Linked DNA regions of Mus musculus: region 1 is linked to region 2. Evidence: chromatin contacts called from ENCODE Hi-C or POLR2A ChIA-PET data. All regions are on one chromosome and are shown on one strand. The core of a region is the stretch at or near the end of the contact, and the rest is flanking DNA. Distances in the headings are between cores, read along the strand shown. Region 1 holds the start of Glyr1 (glyoxylate reductase 1 homolog (Arabidopsis)). Region 2 holds the start of Rogdi (rogdi homolog).

Region 1 (2,700 bases), core at 58-2,557, 36 kb before region 2:
ATCTTAAATACACTTTAAATGGTCAGTTCGTGTTTAATTAACACACAATGTAAATGACAGTCCTTGAAAAATGTGGTACTTCTTCCAAAGAAAAAACAAGCTGGGGTCAACCACCCAGCTTCTCCACCACACCATCTCTCAGAGCAATTGACAACCAAAGCCTCTACAAGGACACTGCTTTGGGGAAAGGGGCGTGAACCCGTCACCTTCCGAGCAGGCGTTGACTTCAGAAAGTACAGCTGTAAGTTAAGTCCACCCTGACACAGACTCCTGCCGCCTTTTCTTGGGTGTGAGACTTTTCTTGCTCAAAGTCGAGCTTCAACTCGGTCTACGGAACTTAGGGCAGCCGCCCTGCCCCTCGGCAGGTACCAGTTCCCATTACTGTCACCTGTCTTCCAGCTGTCAAAACTTCTTGCAAAGTGTCACACTACTTACGAAGGCTAACGCGGGAGGCTGGACCAGACCGCGGCGCTCACCGTTGTCCCCAGAGCCGACGCGGGCCGTAGACGTCCCCCCGTGGTGGTCCTCATGCCGGCCCGGGACCCTCGGGTTGCGGCGCGGCTCAGCGGCCCGCTCCCGAGCGCTGCAGGCGGGCGCGCGGAGGGCCCGCGCCGCGGCCCATGGCCGGCTCCCCAGCCCGCGGGAAGGAAGCCTCTCGACAAACTGCCGCTTTCTCTTGTCAGCCAGCGGGGGGAGCCGAGATATGCCAAGTCCACGTCCAAGAAAACAAGTCGGGCGACGCCGAGGACGCTTGGCGGGGACGCCGCTCCGGAAGCCGACTGTCGAGCTGGGCGCTCCTCAGCAGTCTGGAGCTCCCGCCCCGAGCGCGGGCTCGCGGGCAACCGGGGCCTCTTCTGCCCCGGGCTGGGACCGAGACTGGCTTCCAGGCCGCGCCAGGGTCAGTCAGGGCAGCAACCGGACTCCAACACCTATCCGCCCGGGACCTCAGGCTCGGCAACGGCCCGGGGCCCGCGCCTGCCTAACAGCCGTAACGGAAGCAGCGGGAAAGACTGGAAATGAGTCTAGAGTCCCGGAAGCGAGCGGGCAGCACAGTCGGCTCCCTTTCGCGCTAGTCCGGCCGCGCCGCCTCCGCCGCCGCTGCTTTGGACCGCGGATGCTTCGTTGTCACGAGCCGGAGGGGAGGGGGGAGGCGGGAGCTTGGAGTCTCTGGGCTTCGACGCGCTGAGAGCGCGGCGCTCAAGTCACGTGCCTCCAAGCAGTCCAATGGACGGCCGCGGCGCGGTGACGTCAGCGCATCCGCTAGGCGGATGACAGCAAACACCCGTCACGTGGTCAGGCCAACTCCAATGGGCGGTGCCGCGGCGACCTGAAGTTCCCGGCTGCCCGTGCGGCGGCGGTGGTTGGGTGGTAAGATGGCGGCTGTGAGTCTGCGGCTCGGCGACTTGGTGTGGTGAGTCCTGGCGACCAGCGCTGAACGAAAGACGGCGCGAAGCTGCTTTTCCTGGTCGCAGGGTTGCCAGCTGGCCCAGGAGTAGTTTTATTATGCACTCCGGACGGCGGAGAGTGGGGAAGAGGAGGTGCCGCCGCGGTGTGAACGACGCTTGAGCGGAAGAGGCTGTCCGGTCCCCGGGGGACCGAGGCCGAGAGGGGCCGCGGCGGTCCCTGCTCTGAACCCTGAGGCCATCCCAGGGGAGGGTTACGGCTCTAGAACTCTGGCTCCAGCTGCCACTGCAGAGAACTCTGGCGTGGCGTGGAGTCCCAGGGTCTCTCCGGACCTCCTCTCAAAGCAGGAGAGGATACCTTGCTAGAGACAGAGCCGTCCATACCCGCGTTCGGTTGGGACAGACGTGGGCTCGAGGCTTGGTTCCAGGTGGCGAAATCCGACTGCCCGGCGCTGCCCCATGAAGAAACCGAGGGGAGGGTGACTTCTCCTTTGCAAATGATGGCTAGGCGGTGATCCAGTGCCTCTCGTTCTGTTCCTTGTGTCCCCTGCAACAGCCAAAACCAAGAGTGACCATTGTCTCCTTGGAACTGCGTAGTTTCCCTACCTAGAGGAAGGTTTCCATGATCATTTGTCAAAGGAAAGCCGATCATGGGGTGAATTAAATCAGTCTTAGGGAAGTCTGTGTTTACAGAGAGAAGTTTCCAACACTCTCCCAGGGAGGTACCAGACCAGTGACGTCCTGATGGTTTTGTTTTTCTATGTTCCTTCTCGGGAAGAGTGCACAGATCTCAGGCACACACACACACACACACACACACACACACATATATATATATATACAGTTTTGTATGTAATATGTGAGGGCCCTGAGCCCAGCTGTGAAAGACCCATCTGGTTTGCCTGCTTTTGTTCTGGCCCTTTTGTTCAGCCTAGAGTTAGAAGCATAGATTGCTTGTTGAGTGGGCTGAAGGAGATGGACTGGCTTTTCCAGGGCAAGTTCTGACTGTTTGTATTATTTTCTCTAGGGGGAAACTGGGCCGGTATCCTCCCTGGCCAGGAAAGGTGAGTGCATTGTTGGTTTTAAAAGAAGGTAGTTGAAGCTAAGGGAGAGGGTTAACATGTTGAATTTCCTCCATTCTCTAACACTGACTTAAAATGGGCTCATTTTGATAAAATGTAGTGTTTTGCCTCCAGTTATCAGTCGGTTTTGAAAGTTATAGCATAAACCAGAGTGTTTAAATATGAGGTAATCACTTCAGTCAGAGGGCTTGTGAAATTGGTTGGTTTTTTATCTT
Region 2 (2,700 bases), core at 50-2,549:
CATTTGGATTTGCATTCCAGCCCAAGGGAAGGGGCCGTAAGGGCCTTGGGAGCAGTGAAGTGTATGGGCGGCTCCTTCCTGTTTCCATTACGCCAGGCTCTTGAGCTGGGCTACCTGTTCAGCCTGCTCTACACAGGTCCCCTGCATGTCCCTCTTCCCCTTTTCCTTCCATGGAGATATTTCTGTCCCATCCTCTTTTGACCCAGCCCCAGCCTGATCAACACCAATAATAAGCATTTCCTAGATGAGCATTTCCTAGGCTGGGCTTTTGATGAGGAACCTTACTTCTGCCAGTGGTTCCAAGTTCTGGGTTTTTTGGGACTTGAAGCATTTCTCCTTGAAGAGGGGACCAGAGAGGCTTAGAATGTCACACGAGAGGAATCACCCGAGGAAGCCTTCCTCCTCATGAGTTTGGATTTTCAAAGCCACGATTTAACTTTTCCATCTGGGATAAGGATCTCAGGACATGGGCACGGGGCAGGGGATGCTTGTGGAGTTCAGTGCAATTGTCCATTCACTGGGATGCTGAACAGTTTCTGTCTGGACACAGCCTGTCTTGGTCCTGGGGGCTGGGGGTGGGGAAGATGCTGTAAGAAAACCGGTTAGTCAATGTTGTCTTAATATTGTTGACAATTCTGTAAAGTTCCTTTTTATGACTATTTCTGTTTAAGCTATTTCACCTTTCATTTTGAAACCCTTTCCTTTTATGGAGAAAATGTGACACTGTGGAAATGCTTGTAAGAAAGCCCCTACTCCCGCTTTTCCTTGAAATGACAGATCTAGGTGATTACGGTTGTGAATTTTTATTTTCACTTTGTTTTTAATGAACATTTGTCTTTCAGAATAGGATTGTGTGATAATGTTTAAATGGCAAAAAAACAAAACATGATTTTGTGCAATTAACAAAGCTACTGCAAGAAAAAAAAATAAAACATTTCTTGGTACCATAACTGTATCATTGTACCCAAATGCTAGGGGGACCTAGGTAGGAGCCAACTCACCTGATTCTTTCCCGGTGGAACCCTGGGCGGGCTCCATCTAGCCGGACAATACTGGAATAACTTGATGGACGGCCCCGCCGACCAATCAGTGGTGGCCAAAGCCCGGGTCCCTGCTGAAAAACAGGGATTGAGGCGGGCGGATAGAAGGCGAGGCGTGGCCTATCCGTCTAGCCACTCACCAGCCAGGACTAGAAGCTACAGCCAGTCGCTTGAGGCGTAGCCGGCTTGAGGGCGGAGCTTGTGCCCTATTTGCCAATCGGTCACGGGAGGAGGCGAAAAAGGGGCGGGCGTTGCGCGCCAAGCTCCTGACTACAGACCTCAGAGACGGTGCGCGGCTAGGAGGATGGCGACCGCGATGGCTGCGAGCGCCGCGGAGCGGGCAGTACTGGTGGGACGCGCTCGGCGGGCAGGGGGCGGCGGGCGGCCAGCCGACCGGCGGCGGGGATGGGATGGGTTTGACGCCGCGCTGTCCGCAGGAGGAGGAGTTTCGCTGGTTACTGCACGCTGAGGTGCACGCCGTGCTGAGACAGCTGCAGGACATCCTCAAGGTAACGCTCCCGCTGGTCCCGCCCGGCCTGCCATCCTTCCTATCCACCGGGTCCTGCCAATCGCACACAGCAGATGCTGAGCGTGACCCGTGCAGATACCCACTTCTGAGAGTACAGTTCAGACGCAGACATGCTGGCATGTAATTACACAAGCAGTGGGCACCAGGTCTTGAGTGTGAACTATCTTCGAAACTGACATTTATCTGTGAGCAAGCAGGGTAGTGGTGAAAGCTTGTGATTTCAGCACTCGGAAGAGTGAGGCTAGAGGTTCATGAGTTAGAAGCCAGCCTTAGGCTCCATTGTGAAACACTGTCTCAAACAAAACAGTCTCAAAACAACACTGATAATCCGAGCTCTGAAGTGATCTCAGCCAAGTTACCCGGATTTCTGAGCCTGTTCCCTTACCCTAACCAGGCTCACACGTCTGTTTGTGAAGATAAATAAACTATCTCACAGAATGCCTAGGACAGTAACCTAGCAAAGCCTGTTACTGTGACTACTGATTGTCTGATTCGGGGACTCTGCTCCCCACACATATCACAGCACTCCAGCTTTCTAGGCACTGTGCCTCTCTGTTCTGTGTTCCACCTGGCTGCTCATGATATACTCAGGACTGGAATGAACGGGTCTGAGCTCATAAAATCTTGGAGGTTTAGTAGGGCAGAGGCAGAGGGGCCAGGTCAGGCCTGCCCTCCTCGTCCCTTCCCCTGCTAACCTGGCAAAGTATCCAGGCCTTGGAATGGAACACTGGCCAGACTGAGGTGAGGTGTTGGGACTGCGCTGTCTTCCACAGGAGGCCTCTCTCCGCTTCACTCTCCCAGGCCCCAGCACCGAGGGCCCTGCCAAGCAGGAGAACTTCATCCTGGGCAGCTGTGGGTGAGCTGGGTTGGGCAGGAGCCTTTGGAAGGGGTGTACACCTGGGGGGAGGAAATGCCCAGGGTACGGTGGGGCAGCCTGCAAGGGGAGGGAGCAGTAGCAGGCGCTCCTCTGACTCGTGTGTGTTACAGCACAGACCAGGTGAAAGGGACTCTGACTCTGCAAGGGGATGCCCTCAGCCAAGCGGTGAGTCCCCCAACAGTCCAGCTGGTGACAAGGATGGTGATGGCTTAGCTCTGCCACCAGCTAGCTCTGTGACCCTGGCTCTGACCCTT

The links. A loop is a pair of places that touch in the nucleus more often than their neighbours do. ChIA-PET counts read pairs that join two places held with the same protein, here RNA polymerase II (POLR2A).
Region 1: a loop to region 2 is called in a map of heart, with 2.8 times the contacts of the local background. The contact joins the promoter of Glyr1 here to the promoter of Rogdi in region 2. A Hi-C loop is called at or near these places in 3 of 37 maps with a recorded cell type or tissue (all heart). POLR2A ChIA-PET finds 5 or more read pairs at or near these places in 5 of 5 experiments (Patski and embryonic stem cell).

The regions. Positions count from the first base shown.
Region 1 is chr16:5,048,517-5,051,216 of GRCm38, reverse strand. It overlaps Glyr1 (glyoxylate reductase 1 homolog (Arabidopsis)), which reads left to right and starts at 1,307. Exons shown (of 16, transcript NM_001079814.1): 1 at 1,307-1,411; 2 at 2,431-2,467. The coding sequence starts at 1,374. It overlaps Ubn1 (ubinuclein 1), which reads right to left and starts at 1,160. Exons shown (of 19, transcript NM_026666.4): 1 at 436-1,160.
Region 2 is chr16:5,012,152-5,014,851 of GRCm38, reverse strand. Rogdi (rogdi homolog) reads left to right here and starts at 1,299. Exons shown (of 11, transcript NM_133185.2): 1 at 1,299-1,389; 2 at 1,478-1,549; 3 at 2,343-2,425; 4 at 2,557-2,611. The coding sequence starts at 1,345. Glyr1 (glyoxylate reductase 1 homolog (Arabidopsis)) reads left to right here. Exons shown (of 16, transcript NM_001079814.1): 16 at 1-950.